2 separate regions of the Mus musculus genome follow, and region 2 is linked to region 1. Evidence: chromatin loops called from intact Hi-C (ENCODE). Cell type or tissue: gastrocnemius. All regions are shown on one strand. Links, peaks and the distances in the headings refer to the core of each region. The heading gives the core; the rest is flanking DNA.

Region 1 (10,471 bases), core at 2,544-7,543:
GGAACAGAAGAGCATCTCCAGGATGCAGCTCCTGAGGCTGAGGCTCAAGTGCCAAAGGTCCTGAAAGGGCTCTTTCTTTCCTAAAATTTCTGAGTGCCCTTGCATGCCAGGGGCAGGTGCTGTGTGTTCCTGCCCTGTACTCAGGGTGCTTATGACAGAGCAGGTGGGTTCAGGCCATGGCTCCCATGGCCCCTAACCGTTCTCATGGCTCTCATAGCTGAGGACCCAGCTACTGTTTCACCACTCAGAGAAAGTGAACAGCCTGCACTATACAGATTCACTGTTCAAGGTTTTGGGTGTTTACAACTTGGGGCTTAGAAATACCAGTGAATAATAAATCAATCTCTCTCTCTCTCTCTCTCTCTCTCTCTCTCTCTCTCTCTCTCTCTCTCTCTCTCTGTGTGTGTGTGTGTGTGTGTGTACTGATCCTCATTGAGGTCAAAGGTCAACCTTGGGAGTCTGTAGAAGCCATCCACCTTGTTTTTTGAGACAGGGCCTTTCATTGGCCCAGGACTCAGCAATCAAGCTACGTTGGCTGGCCAATGAGTCCCAAGGTTTCACTTGTCTTCTCGATAGCACTGGGGCTACAAGTGTGCTCCACCATGCTTGCCTTTGTATCTGGCTGCTGGCATTGAACTTGGGTTCTCAGAGTTGTGCAGATGGAACCATCTGCCAGTCTGAACTGGAACATAACACTTGTATGCTTCCTGCTTTTGTTTGGTTAATGGTGGTGGCTTGTGATTCTGGCCTCAAGCCCTTCCTTCCCGCTATGCTCCTCACGCTTTCCACCAAGGCCTTTGAGGGACATGTTCATTCCTATTCTGCCTTTGGTGGTGGTGGTGTTATTTTTATTTTGTTTGTCTTTGGCTTTCTTGTTTGTTTTCATGGGGTTTTTTTGCTTTTTGTTTTGTTTTGTGTAGAGAGTCAGTCTTGCTACATAGCACTCTATAGCACTAGCTGACTCAGAATTCATTATATAGCTCAGGTATCTTAGTTAGTTTTTGTGTCTACTTGATACAAACTATAGTCATTTGAAAAGAGGGAACCTCAATTTTAAAAATGCCCCTAGCTGATTGGCCTGTGGCCAAGCAATCCTGTGGGGCAATTTTTTTTTCTTCCCACCATGCCTGGCTGTTTTTTTGTTTGTTTGTTTGGTTGGTTGGTTGGTTGGTTTTTTTGGTTTTTAAAGGTTAAACATTTAAAAACACAAACCAAATGAAAGCTGTAACTTTAGTAGGTCTGATGATGCACGCTTTTAATCCCAGCGCTCAGGAGGTAAGGGCAGGTGGATCTCTGTGAGTTTGAGGCAAGCCTGGTCTACTGAGAGTTTCAGGACACCCAGAGCTACATAGTGACACCCAGGACACCCAGAACTATCCCTTTCAACCACCCACCCACCCACCCAACCAACCAACCAACCAAACAAGCACACACAAATAACAGCTTGTAACTTCATATGGCCAATGCAGAAAGTCAGTTGATATTTTAAATATAATCCCTCTTAGTGTGCTTTCCCTCTCTGTGATAGGAACACCGTCTCTAATTAGCATTACAAGGGGAAGGGTCCTTTTTAGTTCTCAGTTGGGGAGATTTTTGTCTATAGCTGCTTGGTTCTGAGGCAGCTCATCTCCACAGGCGTTGCTCACCTCATGGTGGCCAGGATGCACAAAGAGGCAAAGGAGAGGTAGGGACTTTTTCACGGACGTACTCCTGATGACCTTTCTCCCTTCCTCTGGGCTCCAGGTTCTGAAGCTCCACTGCCTCTCAGTAGCATGATGGATGTCTGGGATACAGTAGCATGATGGGTGGCTGGGATACAGTGGCATGATGGGTGGCTGGGATACAGTAGCATGATAGATAGCTGGGATACAGTGGCATGATGGATGGCTGGGATACAGTAGCATGATGGGTGGCTGGGATACAGTGGCATGATGGATGGCTGGGATACAGTGGCATGATGGGTGGCTGGGATACAGTAGCATGATGGATGGCTGGGATACAGTGGCATGATGGGTGGCTGGGATACAGTAACATGATAGATAGCTGGGATACAGTAGCATGATGGGTGGCTGGGATACAGTAGCATGATGGGTGGCTGGGATACAGTGGCATGATGGGTGGCTGGGATACAGTAGCATGATAGATAGCTGGGATACAGTAGCATGATGGGTGGCTGGGATACAGTAGCATGATGGGTGGCTGGGATACAGTGGCATGATGGGTGGCTGGGATACAGTAGCATGATAGATAGCTGGGATACAGTAGCATGATGGGTGGCTGGGATACAGTAGCATGATGGGTGGCTGGGATACAGTGGCATGATGGGTGGCTGGGATACAGTAGCATGATAGATAGCTGGGATACAGTAGCATGATGGGTGGCTGGGATACAGTAGCATGATGGGTGGCTGGGATACAGTGGCATGATGGGTGGCTGGGATACAGTAGCATGATGGGTGGCTGGGATACAGTAGCATGATGGGTGGCTGGGATATTTACCAGAGTTCCTTTTCTCTCTTTGATATGTGTACATACTTGTGTGCAGGCATGCTTGCGCGCATACATGACACATGTACCATGGGGTCAGACGACGACCTGTGGGTATTGATTAGTTGGTTCTCTTCTTCCACAATGTGGGTCCCAGGATCCAACTAAGGTCATCACCTTAGTCACCTAAGGTCTTTCCTGCTGAGCCATCTTGCTGCCCTTTAAGCTTCTTCTAAATAAAAAGCAGAAGCTGCTTTTGGAACCCTGCCGCAGACCCTCTTGGGTCCCTTGTCTGTGTAGAATGGGTTTCTAGTTGCAGATGGGCAAGGAGTCAGAGAATGACAGACAGACGCAACGCAAGAGGTTGTGTAGAATCTGAATGTAATTTTTCAAATTGAGCATCAAACTATTTATACAGAAGAAAATAGGGAAGTTAGGTGACACATCGGCAAGGTACAAATGAGGTTACCGGATGCTTAATGACTCTTACACAAAACAGAGGAATGTAAACAAAAGGACTGGCAGGAACTGGGCAATAAAACAACTGAGACAAAGTCAGCTCTATCTAAAGTCAACTCTATCTAAGGTCATAGTCTTAGAAGCCAGGTGTGAGGTCTTTACACTCCTAGGGCAAGGGCTTTCACACCCAAGTTATGGTTCTAATTAGGGAGTTCCGCTCTAGCTAACCTTCTCATGAATAATGCAATACTCTAAAACAACAGCCTGATCTACTTCCTAAACCATTGTAAATTCCTGTATATGGGAGCGACTTGGATTTTATCCTAAGTGATAGTGTGAGGGGACTTTCTACTAATAAGTAATGTAGTCTGCCATATATAACTATAATAAGAATTCTAAACTTACATTGCTAAGCTTGCCCTGAGATTTCTAACTCTATGTAGTAGATAGTAAAGCCTGATTTCTTTCACTATCTCTCTTACAATACTAGAGGCAATTCTGAATGTCACTGAATAGGCAACATTCTTACTGAATTCCTACTGAATTCCAAGTTTGTCATCTTCAAGAATTTTCTGGGACGTTGGAACACTGGCGAAGGCTTAGCTATGTCAGAATTCAATCTTAAAAGGCACTTATAATAAAATAATACTAAAAGAGAGCACGTGGATCCATACACCAGACTAACACGGGGATAGGGTATCAGTATACGGGTTATGAGAGTAACCGTTGCCAGAGTTCCAGGAGGTGAGTTTCCGTGAAACTCTTTGCCTCGTGAGTGCTTCCAGGCCTCTCAGCCTGCCAAGCAGACTTCACTGGAGCGTGCATAGCAGAACCCATGGTACCATAGCCTCTCCAGTTTGATGCTTTAAAGCACAACCCTCATGGCCTTTGTCACTTGTAGCCAGGAATTGTGTGTTATGGAAGACTCCCACTCACTACTTTCCACTACCTCCCAACTGCCTCCCACTGTTCCCCACTGCAGACTGGATATTCAAACTCTCTGCACTGATTCTAATATGTCATCATACCTATAGGTAATGCAGAGAAGAATATGACCTTGGAGCTTCCATCTCCAGGGACACTCCCTGACATCAGCACCTCAGAAAACAGCAAGGAGCCTGCAAGGTGACTCCTAGTCCCCCCACCCCATGGGAAGGGCAGAATGGCCCTTTGTATGCTCAGGCAGTGTCCAGGAAAGTAAGGGCTAGACATGCAGGGGCATCAGACCTTGAGGCCTTTGGGGAGGTTGGGGAGGAACATGGCTGTGTGTCTGTCTCAGTGATTACAGGATTGTAAAGCCAGAGGGTCTAGAGCTTAATCAATACCTCACAATGCCTGTAAAGACTGTGTTGATCTTTTGGGTACCCAGGCTTCATCTTTACCCTCTGTAGAGAAGAAACATCCTTCATTAGACACACCCTTTTTACATGGCAACTGTGACCATCACCCTTGTCCTTGGTTTCCTTTGGTATAGTACCGCCTCCACCCTAAGCCTTGTGGTAGATGCCTGGACCAGCAGCAGGATGCAGCCCACCTCTCCATTGTCCACGGGAACACCATTTCTGGATCCAGGTAATGATCATTCACTGTCCAAAGCAAGGGGCAGCAGGACTTCCTTTCAGGGCTTTGGCCTCGGGTGGATTGAGAAATAAAGACCAAGCCCAACTTTCTGGCTTCTAGAACTGACCCTGTGGCTCTGCCGTTTCCTAATATTATCTCATTCTTGGGACAGAACTTTTCTTTTTTCATGACTTCATTCTGATGGCCTATAATTGCTACCCAAAATTCAGTTTTGAGGCTGGGGGTGTGGCTCTGTTGGCTGAATTTTCACCTAGAATACCCAGCACCTCTGGGTCTGATCCCTACCAGGGTATCCACGGGGCTTCGTAGTGTATGTCTATAATCTCACGGCTGAGAGGTAGATATAGGAAAAGTTCAGGGTTGGATCAATGAAGTGGCTCATTTGCCATCTGCCCTGCCCAAGGAAGCAAGCCCAATGAACTCAGTTTGATCCTGAGAAACCATGTAGAGGCGGAAGGACAAAACAAAAGGCTCTAGGCATGGCAGATGCTTGGTCTACATGTCAGGTTCAAGGTCAGTCAGGGCTACATAGTGAGACCCTGTCTCATGGTTGTTAAAGGTCACATTCTGCTATATAACAAGTTGAAGGCCACCCTGGGCTATATGAGACCCTATTTGAAAAGAACTCTCACTTGGGGTAGTGGTACATGCCTTTAATTCTAGAATTTGGGAGGCAGAAGCAGGTGGATCTCTGTGAGTTCAGGGCTAGCCTAGCCTACAGAGTGAACTCTAGGACAGCCAGGACTACACAGAGAAACTCTGTCTTGAAAATCCAAAAAGGGGGGAAAAATAGAAAGGAGAAAGAAATTGAATAAGTTACTAAAAGTCTAGGAAGCTTAATTCCCTTCATCCTCAGTTTCCTTGGATATAAAATGGATAGCAAATCAGCCCCCAGGATTATCAGCCTATAGCACAAGTATGGTCTTCACATTACCAGAGCAGGATCAAGACAGTTGCTGCTCCTGCTAATGAGGTAACACCAGGCAGTTTTAGGACTAGCAGTACTAGTTTTGGACACACGGTGGCAATAGTTCTCAAGTTAACAGTTCTCAGCATGCCATAGAAAACTCTTTGAGGGCTGTGGCTATGGCTTAGTTGGCAAAGTGCTTGCCTAGCACACCAAAGAGCCTTGGTTCCATTCCCAGGCCCACATAAACCGGTGTGGTAATACATGCCTATAATCTGAGCACAGAGGAGGTGGAGGTAGGTAATCCTGAGAACACAGTCATCATTGGCTACACAGCAAGTTTGAAGCTACCCTGAATTACTGTCCCAATAATAACAAACAAAACAAACATACTTGAGCAATAACACCCAAGGCATGTACCCAAATAACAATTAAACAATTAAAATAATCAGTGTAGGCTGTGTAAGGGTGGGTCGAGTAAATGCATGGGCTAGGCAAGGTTTAGTATACATTGAGTTTAGTATACATGAAGTTTAGTATGCATTAGGTTTAGTATGCATTAGGTTCTGTGTTTGATTCATGTTACGCTGTGTGCATGTGCCAGTGTGTGTGCAAAGAATATGAAAGCTGAAGTTACCTGGCCTGAGTGGTGACTCTAGGGGTGACTGGACAAGATTTAGTCTTCCTCCTTTGGCTCTAAAATATATCCATTCATTCCTATGTATATGATGTTAGTGCCCCAATGCCATGTTTCGTGTCTGAAAGTTAGAGGGCAGTTTCTGCGGGCTTCTTTCCTTCCACTTTTCTGTGGGTTCTGGACATTGAACTCAGGTCATCAGGCTTGCAGTAAGTACTTTACCCACTAACCATCCCACTGGCCCTTTTTGTTTTAATGGCTGAAAATGCTTTGTGCAGAGCTGACCTTGTGTCTGCCCTCGGGAGCTGATGGTCTCAGTTTCCCTAACCAGCCTTCACTCTCCCCATCTCAACTAGCTACAGCACTCCAACTTCTAGAGTTTTGTTTTGTTGTTGTCGTTTTGTCTGTTGTTGTTGTTGTTTTATATGAAGTCTCACTATGTAGCCCTGACTAGCCTGGATCTAGGTATGTAGATCAGGCTAACTGGTTTACCTCCATCTCCCTAGTGATGAGATTACAGTCATGTAACACTATACCCAACCCATTCTAATTCTTTTATTTTTTCTTCTTCAAATATGAGTACACTGTAGCTGTCTTTAGACACACACCAGAGGTGTGCATCAGATCTTATTACAGATGGTTGTGAGCCACCGTATGGTTGCTGAGAATTGAACCACTGAGCCATGCCATCTCTCCAGCCACCACTCCCCCCCCCCGCCCCATTCTGATTCTTGATGTCTCGATTTCTCATCCTCTCTGGTTTCTTTTTCTTACTTTCTGAGCTGCCATATAGCTTCCTGGAGCCAGGTTGGGGTGGCAAGGTAAGGGCTGAATCAGATGGTCCCAGATTCGGGAAGGTTCAGGGCTGCTCATCTCAGTGGGACCCATGTCCCAGGAAAAGTAGGAAGTGGGCTGCACCTAGGACTGTCCTGTGTAGTCCAGGGAAGGGCCCTGGCTCCTAGCTGTGCACAGAGTACAGGATGGATGACACTGTGTTTCAGGGCCCGTGCTCTTCTGGGTGGCCATGGTGGTGCTACTGGTTGGCTCCGGCTCCTTTCTCCTGTGTTACTGGAAGGCCTGTAGGAGGCGGTTCCAGCAGAGTAAGTGCATGTGTCTTGGGGTCCTGGGGAAGGTGGCTGCATTAATCTGGCCTGGCCTGGGTACTGCTCTGTCTTTCCTTTTCCTACCTGCTCACACCCTAAGCCCCAAGCCTGCTGTTTTTGCAGAGTTTCACCTGGACTACCTAGTGCAGACCTTCCAGCCCAAGATGGAGCAGACAGGTGAGTATCAGGCCATGCAAAGGGCTATCTGGGCCAGAATGGATAGGTGCATGACCAGTGTAAGGCCTGGGGCCTAGACCAACTCATACAAAAACAAAAAACAAAACCAAAAAAAACAAAAAAACAAAAAAAAAAACCATTGTCCAGCAAGGGGTGTTTTGAGTTGGAGAAGTTTCATAAGTACATGCTCGTACCTCCTAAGCGCTCCCCAAGCAAGGGGTTTTTTGTGTTTTGATGGTTTCAAGCTTGTTTCCATGAGCTGTTGGGCAGGGTTTATTGAAACCGCTGTTTGCTTTCTTGACATTTTTCTAGTATTAGAGTTTCCATTGCCGTCAGTTAATTTTTTTTTTGTTTCTCTCCAAATGTTCATGAGAACAGTCTTGTTAGAATGAGAGAAACAGAGAGAGAAAGAGACAGAGACAGAGAGAGACAGAGAGAGAGTGTATCCAAAGAGTCTATCTAGGCCTTAAGACTGGCCTCAGTATTGTGTCTGAGGCTAGTTTTGGACCTCTAGATTCCCCTGGGTCCCTTGATGTTTTTTTGTTTCCAGGGTTGAGTGAGAGGAAGTGCTCACCTGGGTGAGCACACAGGGTCCAGATAACTATATTCTAGGCAAGGATAGTCATGACCTGGGCAGCGTGGGCCTGAGCAAGGTAGACATGACCTGAGCAGGGTAGGTGTGACCTGGGCAGAGTTGGCATAACTTGGATAGAGTGGGTATAGTCTGGGCAGGGTGGGTATGGCCTGGGCAGAATTATCTTGAACAGGGTAGGCATGGCCTGGGCAGGGTTGGCATAGCCTGAGTAGAGTGGATATGGTCTGAATAAAGTAGTTATGGCCTGGGCAGTGTGAGTATGGCCTGGGCAGTGTGGGTATGGCCTGGGCAGGGTGAGTATGGCCTGGGCAGGGTGAGTATGGCCTGGGCAGGGTGAGTATGGCCTGGGCAGGGTGAGTATGGCCTGGGCAGGGTGAGTATGGCCTGGGCAGGGTGAGTATGGCCTGGGCAGGGTGAGTATGGCCTGGGCAGAATGGTCTTGAGAAGGGAAGGGTAGACATGGCCTAGGCAGCGTGGGCCTGAGCAGTGTGGGGACAGCCTGGGCAGTGGGTGATAAAGGAGCATTTATTCATTTCCTTGCTGTCTTCATGAACACATCTTCAGCACAGGCTTTGTCTAGGCACAGGCAGTCCTAGATCTTTCAAACTTCCAGACAAGTGTGACAGCTGGTAAGAGCAGACAGGCACATGTGTTCCGGCCCCACTAACTCCTCTGAAGTGAAGACTCCTATTCCCCTACTTGCCTGTGAGCAAGGACCTATGGACTGTGCAGGTTAATGAGATGTCTGCCATCCATCACCTGAATTGACCTGACATTACCGCAAGTGTCCTTGGTACCTTTACCAAGCACGAGAACATCTCATTTTATCCTAGGGTGGCCTTTTCAGCCCCTATCACTCTCTTTGTTTCTCAGATGACTGTGTGAGGCACAGGAAGATGAGGTCAGCTGGCAAAGGCCACGTGCTGAGCAGACAGCGAGATGAGGACTTGTCGTTACTGTCACTGGAGTTTCCATGAACAGTGTGCCTCATCCTTAGCACCACTGAGATTTGTCAGCTTGAGCCGGGCACTGTAAGATGTTTAGCAACCTGCCTAATGCCAGGGTGCACCCCTCCTCAGCTGTGACAGAGCCCAGAATGTCCCCAGGCATTCAGCCCATCATTTTATTCTATATTTAGCTAATTAACTTTCAGACAGGCTGGCCTCAAACTTGCTACACTGCTGAAAATGACCATGAACTTCCTATCCTCCTGTCTTCAGCTTTTGTGCTGAGATTACAAAAAGGTGTTGTAGTGGCATGCCTAGTTTCTGCTTGGCTGAGGATTGAGCCTGTCAGTTCATATATGTTGGCTTCATACATGCTGGACAAGCACTCTTCAACAAGCTGCATCCCCAGCCTTCAGTCCTTCCCCTCAGCCCTTCATTTTAACATACACATGAAATTCTTGACTGGTTTATAAAATTATTTTTAATGATACGTATGTGGGGGCAGGTATTGGTGTGTGGGTGTGTAAATGTGGGTGTGTGAATGGGAATGGGAGTCACAGGTGGGATTAAAGGTGTGCACCACCCGTGCCTGGATAAGGATTGCAGCCCCTACCTCGCTGTTATCACAGATGATGGAGGCTGAAAAGGATTGCTTTGCTCTGATACTGTTTCAGATTTCCAAACGTAGGGAACAGTACAAAAACTGACATTTTCCAAAACAGTTTTTGGAGTAACTTAACAGACTTGATTTCTTATCATCCTTAAGTACTTCACTGTGTGTTTCATAATAACCAGGACATTGCAGTAAGACCATCAGGATCAAAGAATTCAGCCTGTTCTATCACCACCAATCAGTGCCCAGATCAGACTGGTTTGTTTCTTTTCTCTTCTCTTCATTTCTCTTCATTTCTCTTCATTTCTCTTCTCTTCTCTTCTCTTCTCTTCTCTTCTCTTCTCTTCTCTTCCTCTTCCTCTTCCTCTTCCTCTTCCTCTTCTCTTTCCTTTCCCTTCTCCCTCCCTCCCTCCCTTCCTTCTTTTCTTCCTTCCTTCATTCCTTCCTTCCTTCCTTCCTTCCTTCCTCCCTCCCTTCCTCCCTCCCTCCCTCCCTCCCTCCCTCCCTCCCTCCCTCCCTCCCTTCCTTCCTTCCTTCTTTTTTGGTTTTTTTGAGACAGGATTTTTCCATGTAGTCCTGGCTGTCCTAAAATTCACTCTGTAGACCAGACCACCCTCAAACACACAGACCCACCTGCCTCTGTCTCCTTAGTGCTGGAACTAGAAGTGCCGTCATACCTGGTCAGAATGGGTTTTTTTGATGTGTCCCAATAACATTTTTGGCTTGGATCCCATGCTTCCATTGGTCACCAGATCTGTGGTTCTCCTCTCATCTTGGTCAGTTCCCAATTATTCCTTGGGTATCAAAGCCTTCACACTAGGGAGAGTCATGAGCTGATCTGGCCTGTAGTCCTGATCTTGGGTCTTGACCTCTAGTACAAACTACAAGAATGGACTTGGGCCATCAGTCTTTGATGCTGAGATCTTTGGGGAGCTTCCTGCCACACTTCCATCTGTCATTTTCCTG
Region 2 (9,866 bases), core at 1-5,000, 73 kb after region 1:
TCTGTCTGTGATTTCTGCTTCTCTATATCCCAGTGGTAGGGATCAAAATCCACGTGTCTGGTAGGTGAGCTTTAAACTGCCAACCCCTAAATTTTAAGTGTTGTCAGTCAATTCACTTAAAATGCTATCATCACCAAAACCAAAGTGTGCCTAGGCTGGTTTTGATCCATTTGGTACTTGCCCTTTCAGTGGTCATGGGGAATATTCTTTGTAGATTTGGCCATAGGCAGTCTTCTGTAACTGCTTCCTGCCACATCCTAGCTTCTCTGTTCCAGCAAACTGCTCTCTCTCTCTCTCTCTCTCTCTCTCTCTCTCTCTCTCTCTCTCTCTCACACACACACACACACACACACACACACACACAGGTGTGCTAATGAGTCCACGTGTCTATGTGGAAGCTAGAGGACAACCTCAGGTGGCATCCTTAGGAACCCCATCTGCCTCCTTTAAGACAGTTTCCCCTTGGCTTGGTGTCCACCAGTTAGACTTAGTTGGTTGGCCTGAAAAGACCCAGAAATCTCCCTTTCTCTGCCTCCCAAGTACTGAGATTACAAGTGTGTGCCGCCATGCCCAGCCTCCTTACATGGGGTCTCAGGGGTTGAATTTAGGTCCTTAAGCTTGCAAGACAAAGTCCTTACTAACTGAGCCATATCCTCAGCCCAATGTTTTGTTCTTCTTGGAGTACTTTTGTCTGCTTTAGAAAATTGTCTCCGGTCAACAGCAGGGAGCGTTGGGCTGGGCAGCTGGGAAGTGAGCACACAGGCATGTAAGGGTGATGCATCTGCCATCGTAGTAGAGGTGAGCTAGGGTCTTTAGCCTCTTGGCCCTTGGCCTATTGCTCTAACCTGCCCCTGGGACAAGAGGCAAACTGCAAAGACACCCTGTCTCCAAGATCCCCAGACTCACCCTCCCATCCTGTGCTTCACAGATTCTTCCCACGGAAGCCACGGGACCCACGTCAACGTCACCTGCATCGTGAACGTCTGTAGCAGCTCTGACCACAGTTCTCAGTGCTCTTCCCAAGCCAGCGCCACAGTGGGAGACCCAGATGCCAAGCCCTCAGCGTCCCCAAAGGATGAGCAGGTCCCCTTCTCTCAGGAGGAGTGTCCGTCTCAGTCCCCGTGTGAGACTACAGAGACACTGCAGAGCCATGAGAAGCCCTTGCCCCTTGGTGTGCCGGATATGGGCATGAAGCCCAGCCAAGCTGGCTGGTTTGATCAGATTGCAGTCAAAGTGGCCTGACCCCTGACAGGGGTAACACCCTGCAAAGGGACCCCCGAGACCCTGAACCCATGGAACTTCATGACTTTTGCTGGATCCATTTCCCTTAGTGGCTTCCAGAGCCCCAGTTGCAGGTCAAGTGAGGGCTGAGACAGCTAGAGTGGTCAAAAACTGCCATGGTGTTTTATGGGGGCAGTCCCAGGAAGTTGTTGCTCTTCCATGACCCCTCTGGATCTCCTGGGCTCTTGCCTGATTCTTGCTTCTGAGAGGCCCCAGTATTTTTTCCTTCTAAGGAGCTAACATCCTCTTCCATGAATAGCACAGCTCTTCAGCCTGAATGCTGACACTGCAGGGCGGTTCCAGCAAGTAGGAGCAAGTGGTGGCCTGGTAGGGCACAGAGGCCCTTCAGGTTAGTGCTAAACTCTTAGGAAGTACCCTCTCCAAGCCCACCGAAATTCTTTTGATGCAAGAATCAGAGGCCCCATCAGGCAGAGTTGCTCTGTTATAGGATGGTAGGGCTGTAACTCAGTGGTCCAGTGTGCTTTTAGCATGCCCTGGGTTTGATCCTCAGCAACACATGCAAAACGTAAGTAGACAGCAGACAGCAGACAGCACAGCCAGCCCCCTGTGTGGTTTGCAGCCTCTGCCTTTGACTTTTACTCTGGTGGGCACACAGAGGGCTGGAGCTCCTCCTCCTGACCTTCTAATGAGCCCTTCCAAGGCCACGCCTTCCTTCAGGGAATCTCAGGGACTGTAGAGTTCCCAGGCCCCTGCAGCCACCTGTCTCTTCCTACCTCAGCCTGGAGCACTCCCTCTAACTCCCCAACGGCTTGGTACTGTACTTGCTGTGACCCCAAGTGCATGTCCGGGTTAGGCACTGTGAGTTGGAACAGCTGATGACATCGGTTGAAAGGCCCACCCGGAAACAGCTGAAGCCAGCTCTTTTGCCAAAGGATTCATGCCGGTTTTCTAATCAACCTGCTCCCCTAGCATGCCTGGAAGGAAAGGGTTCAGGAGACTCCTCAAGAAGCAAGTTCAGTCTCAGGTGCTTGGATGCCATGCTCACCGATTCCACTGGATATGAACTTGGCAGAGGAGCCTAGTTGTTGCCATGGAGACTTAAAGAGCTCAGCACTCTGGAATCAAGATACTGGACACTTGGGGCCGACTTGTTAAGGCTCTGCAGCATCAGACTGTAGAGGGGAAGGAACACGTCTGCCCCCTGGTGGCCCGTCCTGGGATGACCTCGGGCCTCCTAGGCAACAAAAGAATGAATTGGAAAGGACTGTTCCTGGGTGTGGCCTCAGCTCCTGTGCTTGTGTGGATCCCTAAAGGGTGTGCTAAGGAGCAATTGCACTGTGTGCTGGACAGAATTCCTGCTTATAAATGCTTTTTGTTGTTGTTTTGTACACTGAGCCCTGGCTGAGCCACCCCACCCCACCTCCCATCCCACCTTTACAGCCACTCTTGCAGAGAACCTGGCTGTCTCCCACTTGTAGCCTGTGGATGCTGAGGAAACACCCAGCCAAGTAGACTCCAGGCTTGCCCCTATCTCCTGCTCTGAGTCTGGCCTCCTCATTGTGTTGTGGGAAGGAGACGGGTTCTGTCATCTCGGAAGCCCACACCGTGGATGTGAACAATGGCTGTACTAGCTTAGACCAGCTTAGGGCTCTGCAATCAGAGGAGGGGGAGCAGGGAACAATTTGAGTGCTGACCTATAACACATTCCTAAAGGATGGGCAGTCCAGAATCTCCCTCCTTCAGTGTGTGTGTGTGTGTGTGTGTGTGTGTGTGTGTGTGTGTGTCCATGTTTGCATGTATGTGTGTGCCAGTGTGTGGAGGCCAGAGGTTGGCTTTGGGTGTGTTTGATCACTCTCAGTTACTGAGGCAGGGCTCTCATCTGTACCCAGAGCTTGCACATTTTCTAGTCTAACTTGCTTCAGGGATCTCTGTCTGCCTATGGAGTGCTCAGGTTACAGGCAGGCTGCCATACCTGCCCGACATTTACATGAATACTAGAGATCTGAATTCTGGTCCTCACACTTGTATACCTGCATTTTATCCACTAAGACATCTCTCCAAGGGCTCCCCCTTCCTATTTAATAAGTTAGTTTTGAACTGGCAAGATGGCTCAGTGGGTAAGGCAGTTTGCGGACAAACCTGATGACCTGAGTTGGATCCCTGACCATAAGGTAGAAGAGACCTGATTCCTGCAAGTTGTCCTCTGACCACCACCCCATACATGCTTCTGCATATGTGCACACATCACATTCTTGCACACACACTCACATACCATAAATGTAATAAATTTTTTTAAATAAATTGATTTTATCTTTTAATCATTATTTTTGCTTATCTGTTTGTTCATACATGGAGTTTTGCTGTATACCCAGTCTGGCTGCATCCTCCAGGCACCTTGAACTTGGATATTCTCCTGCCTCAGTTTCGAGAGTGCTGAGTTATAGGCATGTGCAACCGTGTCAGGACCCTTGGCGTTACATTATGTTTTCGAATCTTATTTTTCCATCTAAGACTGACAACCACCTTGCCAAAGGATGACCTTGACTTTTGTATCCTCTTGCCTCTACTTCCCAAGTATTGGGATGACAAGTCTGTCCATCCTATGATTTGTGTGGTGCTGGGGCTTGAACCCAGGGGCCTCGTGAATGCTAGGCAAACGCAATCAGCTGCCCAACCCCGAACTTCACTTTTCACCTGTGATTTCTTAACATGGTTCCTGAGCAGACAGCATGATCCTGTTGCCTTGAGGAGCTCTGCTCGTTGCTTTGACAATGCTCTATTTACTAAAGAATACTTATAGAGTTCAAGACTCCAAAGCAGCAGTTCCCAACCTGTGGGTATGACCTCTTGGGTATCCCATATCAGATATTTACATTAAACTTATAACAGAAGCAAAATTACAGTTATGGGGTAGCAACAAAATAATTTTTTTTTGAGGCAGGGTTTATCTGTGTAGCTCACTTTGTACAGACTAGGCTGGCCTTGAACTTAAAGATCTGCCTGCCTCTGCCTTCTGAATGCTGGGATTAAATGTGTGTGCCAACATGCCCAGTGCAGTGAAATAATTTTATTGTTGGGTCACCAAAACATGAGAAAGAGTATTAAAAGGTCATAGCGTTAGGAAGGTTGAGAACCACTGCCCCAAAAGATAGTAGAAATAGGTAATAGCATTTTAAAAAAAGATTAATTTCTTTTTCCGTGTGTGTGTGTGTGTGTGTGTGTGTGTGTGTGTGTGTGTGTGTGTGTGTGTGTGAAGGGTGCTGAATTCCCTAAATCTGGGATTACAGACAATTGTGCCAAATGGGTATTGGGAACCAAAGTTGGGTTTTCTGAAAGAGCAGCAAGTGCCCTTAACTGCTGAGCCCTCTCTCTAGCTATAATAAACTTTTTTTTAAAAAAATTAAAAAAATTTAGCACTCTGCCAGGTGTGGTAAACGTCTTCAATCCCAGCACTTAGAAAGCAGAGGCAGCTGGATCTCGGTGGTTTAGAGGCCAGACTTGTCTCACAGTGAGTTCCAGGCCAGCCAAGACTACATAGTGAGTCCCTGACTTCAAATACATATAGCATTCTTGAGGCCAGAGAGCAGGCTTGGAGGATAAAGGGCCTTTCTGTTGAGGTTGGCAGCCTTTGTTTGGTCTCATGTCCCACATGATGGAAGGACAGAGCTGACTGACCTTCACTCATACACTCAACACACATACATAATAAACATAATTAATTTATTTAAAAAAAATATGTAGTATCCTTGGCTCAAACTGGAGCTCTTTTGGTAAAGTGTTTGTCTAGCATGCCCAAGGCAGTGGGTTCAATCCCCACCACTGCATTTACTGGGTAGCCTGTAATTCCAGCACTAGGAGGCAGAGGCAAAACAATCGAAAGTCAGTCATCCTTGGTTACAGGCCAGTTCAGAGACAGCTCGGGGTACCTGAGAACTTGCCTCTGAAAGGAGGAGGAGGAAGAGAGAAGGAGAAAAGAAGAAGAAGAAGAAGAAGAAAAAGACAACACTAACATTGGTTTTGTTGTTGTTGTTCTGTTTGGTCTTTTTTTTTGTTTTGGTTTTGTTTTGGTTTTTTGAGACAGGGTTTCTCTGTGTAGCCGTGGCTGTCCTGGAGCTCACTCCGTAGACCAGGCTGGCCTCAGACTCAGAAATCCTCCTGCCTCTGCCCGCTAAGTGCTGGGATTAAAGGCATGTGCCACCACTGCCCGGCTAGCATTGTTCTTTTGAGGAGACCTTTTATAGATCATCTGAGAGTTAGTGTAAGCTTTGTTTTAGAACATTGCAACATTGTATTAAAGCCGGACTCACAGATATTTAAGTGTTGCCTTAGTTACTTTCCTCTTTACAATGAGGAAATACACAACAAAAGCAACCTAAGGAAGAAAGCATTTTAGGTTTTGGTTTTGGCTTTGGTGTTGGCTTTTCAGCCCCTAGTTTGAGAGTCCAGGCCATCATGGAGGGGAAGACAGGCAGCAGGTGGCTGGCCACAACACATCCGGAGTCAGGAAGCAGAGGGGCAAATCCTGCTCAGCTTACTTTTTTTTTTCCATTTTGTTTAGTCTGTGACCCTAGGGCTTAGAGCAGTAGTTCTCAACCTGTGGGTCTCGACCCCCTTAGGAGTCTAATATGAGTTGTCCTGCATATCAGATGTTTACATCATGATTCATAATGGTAGCAACATTACAGTTATAAAGTAGCAACAAAATAATTTTAGGGCTGGGGGAGGGGTGTCACATAAAGGGCTGTGGCATTAGAAAAGTTAAGAATCACTGCCTTGCCAGGCATGGTGGCACATGCCTTTAATCCCAGCACTTGGGAGGCAGAGGCAGGCGAATTTCTGAGTTCAAGTCCAGCCTGGTCTACAGAGTGAATTCCAGGACAGCCAGGACTACACAGAGAAACCCTGTCCCAAAACCCAAAAAACAAAAAACAAAACAAAACAAAACAAAAACCACTGCCTTAGAGGGTGAGACTTCCCTTCTCTGTTAAAAACCCTAGAAGTTTCCTTTCACGGCTGCTCTGAACAGTCAAGTTTGACTGTGAAAGTTAACTGCAGAACCTCTCATTTCCTTTGATTTGCAGATATTATGCAAAAAGAAAAAAAAAGCTCATGAACTTTTTTGTTGGGGTTGGGGGTTAAGACAGGCTCTCACTTAGGGCGGGCGTGGTGGCTCATGCCTTTAATCCCAGCACTCGGGAGGCAGAGGCAGGTGGATTTCTGAGTTCAAGGCCAGCCTGGTCTACGAAGTGAGTTCCAGGACAGCCAGGACAATACAGAGAAACCCTGTCTCAAAAAAAAAAAAAAAAAAAAAAAAAAAAAAAAAAAAAAAACAACAAAACAAAACAAAAAGACAGGGTCTCACTATGTAATCTGGGTTGGCCTGAAACTCACTAAGTACACAAGGTTGGCCTCAAACTCAGAGATCTGAATGCTTCAGCCTCCAAAGGGCTGCCATAAAAGGCATGTGCCACCATACTCAGAACTTCATGAATTCTTTGTTGAAACTCTGGCACTGAGCATTGAAAAACCAAGAGTGTGGGTGTAGCTTGATTGCAGAGCACTTGTCTACATTCTTGGGGGGGGGGGAGGAAAGAAAGAAAGAGAGAAAGAGAGAGAGAAAGAGAGGAAGAGAGAAAGAGAGAGAGAAAGGGAAAAGAAATTATGACTCAATCATTGATATGATTTTTGAGACACAGTCTCATCCTCAGGATCACAGAGTAGCTAGACAGGCTAGCTCAGTCATCCCAAGGGAGTCAAAGCTCGTGAACCGCACAGCTAGTGAGGAACATGACCCCACAGCCTGCTCAGTGTGCCTTGTGAATCTAGCCCAGAGCATTTTTAAAGTACACCTCACAGCAAGCTACCTATTCTAGTAGAGGGACTCCATTTAAAAGAAGCACTTGGTAGGGGGCGGGACTTGAGAGTTACTTCATCCCTTAGGAGCACGGCTGTTTTTCCAGAGCACTGGGGTTCGAAATTTGATACCCACATGGTGGCTCAGAATCATCTGTAACTCCAGTTCCTGAAAATCTGATGCTATTGTGCAGCATTCCCCCCCCCCCTTCATTATTTTGTCAGGATATTTTATCAGAGCAACGGAAAAGAAAGCAAGACAAGCAAAAGTGCTGGAAGCATCCTGGGCTGGGCTCCTTCTCAAAAAGGTTCATGTTCCTGCCAGAGGTATGTCCACTGCCAGTAGCTAAAGTCACCTCTTATTGGTAATATATTCCACCCCGTGAACATGTGTGGTGACTCATAGCCACCTGTTACTCAGGTTCCAGGGGATATGCCACCCTCTTCTGGTCTCCAAGGGCACTGTGTGTGTGCTGTCCACATACATGCAGGCAAACATTCATACCCACTAAATAAAAATAAATAAATATTTGAGAGAGAACGAAGCATAGACTGAGAGTGGATGGGAACAAGGAACTACTCTCAGCCACGGTCACAGAGAAGCCAAGGACAGGGGTGCAGGCAGGGGGAGGGGCGTGTGTGTGTCTGTGTGTCCTGCTGTCGAACAAAGGTAAGAGGGCTTGCTGCCAAGCCTGATGACTTGAGTTCCATGATGATTTGAGTTCCACATGGTGGCGAGAACTGACTCCCACAGTCAACCTTCATGTTCAAAGCTATGTTAAGATGGGCATGGTGGTGCACACCTATAATCCCAGCATTTGATGCTGGAGGCAAAAGGATCAAGAGTTCAAGGTCATCCTTGGCTACAAAGCAAGTTTGAGATCAGACCGAGTTGTATCAGATTCTGTCTCAATACAAACAGGCAAACAAAACAAACCCAATAAAAGTTCAGACAGTGGTGAATATTTTCTGCAGTTACCCTTTATCTACCTCTCAACAGTAGAGACACGTATATTTACACTGAACCAACCCAGGTAGTCCAGATAGGGAGTGTCCCCATCTTAGGATCCTGAAAAGTAGCATGGCTTCAGGATGCTCCAGATTCTTTGGTGGGGGGGGGTCATTAGCCAGTACCCCCTCTCCCCCAGTTCACTGTCCAGAATGATTCTTTATCTCCATCTCCTCTCAACCTGGCTCTGGTTCTGCCCCTCCCTCATCTTTAGGTGGATAACCTGGCTGGTTGTTCACTGACAAAATAACAGAAACACAGGGAATGCTTGTAGCTCCTAAGCCCCGCTCCCATTACTGTACCTGGGCCCATGTCCTTGCCTTCTCTGTGACCATGGCTGAGAGCAGTTTCTTGTTCCCATCCACTCTCCGTCTATGCTTCTTTCTCTCTCAAATATCTATTTATTTTTACTTAATAGGTATGAATGTTTGCCTGCATGTATGTGGATCGTGCACACACCGTGGCCTTGGAGACCAGAAGAGGGTGGCATATCCCCTAGAACTGGAGTGACAGGTGGCTGTGAGTCACCATAGGGGTGCTAAGAATTGATTTTGGGTCTTCTGCCAGAGAAGCCAGTGCTATTAAGTGCAGAACCATCTCTTCAGTCCCTAGCACCTTTTATTTGTTTGTTTGTTTCTTTCTTTGTTTATTCACTTTACATGCCTATCACTGTCTGCCCTCCTGCTCCTCCATCCCTCAGTTTCTCCCCCCACCCCCTTCTCCTCTGAGGAAGTGGAGCCCCACCTTCTCCTGGCATCTCTCTTGAACCAAACACATTGTTTCAGGGTCTGACTCCACCTTTCCTCCTTCAGCATCAGCCTCCCTGTCTGCTTACAGACACAATGACCTTTTTGTCCCCTTTGAAAAACAACATCCCACCTCTCACCAGAAAAACAGAAAATAACAGTAGTTGGTGACATGTGGAGAGACTGAAAGCCAGTGCCCTGTGAGTGAGCTGTAAAACAGTACAGCTGCTGGGGCAGATGGTGCAGAAGTCCCTCAGAAAGCTAGACATATGTAATGAGCCCTGGATGCCATCACAGGCACTGAAAATAAAGCAAACATAGAATAATCATATGAGCCAGAAATTGCACTTCCGGATATGCAGCGAGAAGCATTGCAAACCACATGCCTGAATGGATCGGTATTTGATGGAACATGGCCAATCACTGCAGCATTTTCCACAAGAAGTGAGAGATGGAGGTGAGTGCAACACCACTAAGAGTAGACACAGACAAAATGTGGACTGCGAACGCAATTGGGGGTATTCTCCCTTAAGAAGGAAAATGGCTTCTGGAGATGGTCCAGCAGTTCAGAGTACATAGTGCTCTTACAGAGAACTCAAGTTCAATCCCCACCACCCCTATGATCATACCAGATAGACTGAAACCACTCACTGCTGCATCCCATCTCCAGGGCATCTAACACCTCTGGTTTCCGTGGCTATCTGCTTTCATGTTCACATACACACAACTTAAATTAATAAAAAGGAGACGCAGGTATGGTGGCACATGCCTTTGATCTCAATCCTCAAGAGGCAGAGGTAGGTAGAATTGGAGGCCAGCCTGGTCTATGCAGTGAGTTCAAGGACTGCCAGAATCACATGGTAGGATCTTGTCTCAAAAAACAAATACAAACAGACAAAAACAAAAACAAAACAAGCAAAATCCATAGTAAGATCCTGTGATGGTTTGTATCTTCTTGGACCAGGGAGTGGCACCATCTGGAGGTGTGGCCTTGATAGAATAGGTGTGACCTGGTT

Evidence for each region. Peaks named below come from ENCODE experiments on the same cell type or tissue, not always from the same donor. Only the 100,000 strongest peaks of a DNase experiment are listed, where the experiment ranks them.
Region 2: a loop joins it to region 1, with 9 times the contacts of the local background. A loop is called at or near these places in 39 of 42 quality-filtered maps.

What each region holds. Positions count from the first base shown.
Region 1 is chr4:145,282,025-145,292,495 of GRCm38, reverse strand. Tnfrsf8 (tumor necrosis factor receptor superfamily, member 8) reads left to right here. Exons shown (of 13, transcript NM_009401.3): 7 at 3,980-4,070; 8 at 4,420-4,517; 9 at 7,072-7,170; 10 at 7,297-7,350. Among named protein-coding and RNA genes, the nearest start is that of Gm36233, 22 kb to the right of the region's middle. In gastrocnemius, for the core only: a CTCF peak has its summit at 5,538; a DNase peak (open chromatin) is centred at 5,559; H3K27ac peaks cover 360 bases.
Region 2 is chr4:145,207,163-145,217,028 of GRCm38, reverse strand. It overlaps Tnfrsf1b (tumor necrosis factor receptor superfamily, member 1b), which reads left to right. Exons shown (of 10, transcript NM_011610.3): 10 at 929-4,661. The coding sequence ends at 1,242. Among named protein-coding and RNA genes, the nearest start is that of Vps13d, 17 kb to the right of the region's middle. In gastrocnemius, for the core only: no CTCF peak of the experiment used is centred there; a DNase peak (open chromatin) is centred at 2,441; H3K4me3 peaks cover 384 bases; H3K27ac peaks cover 1,899 bases.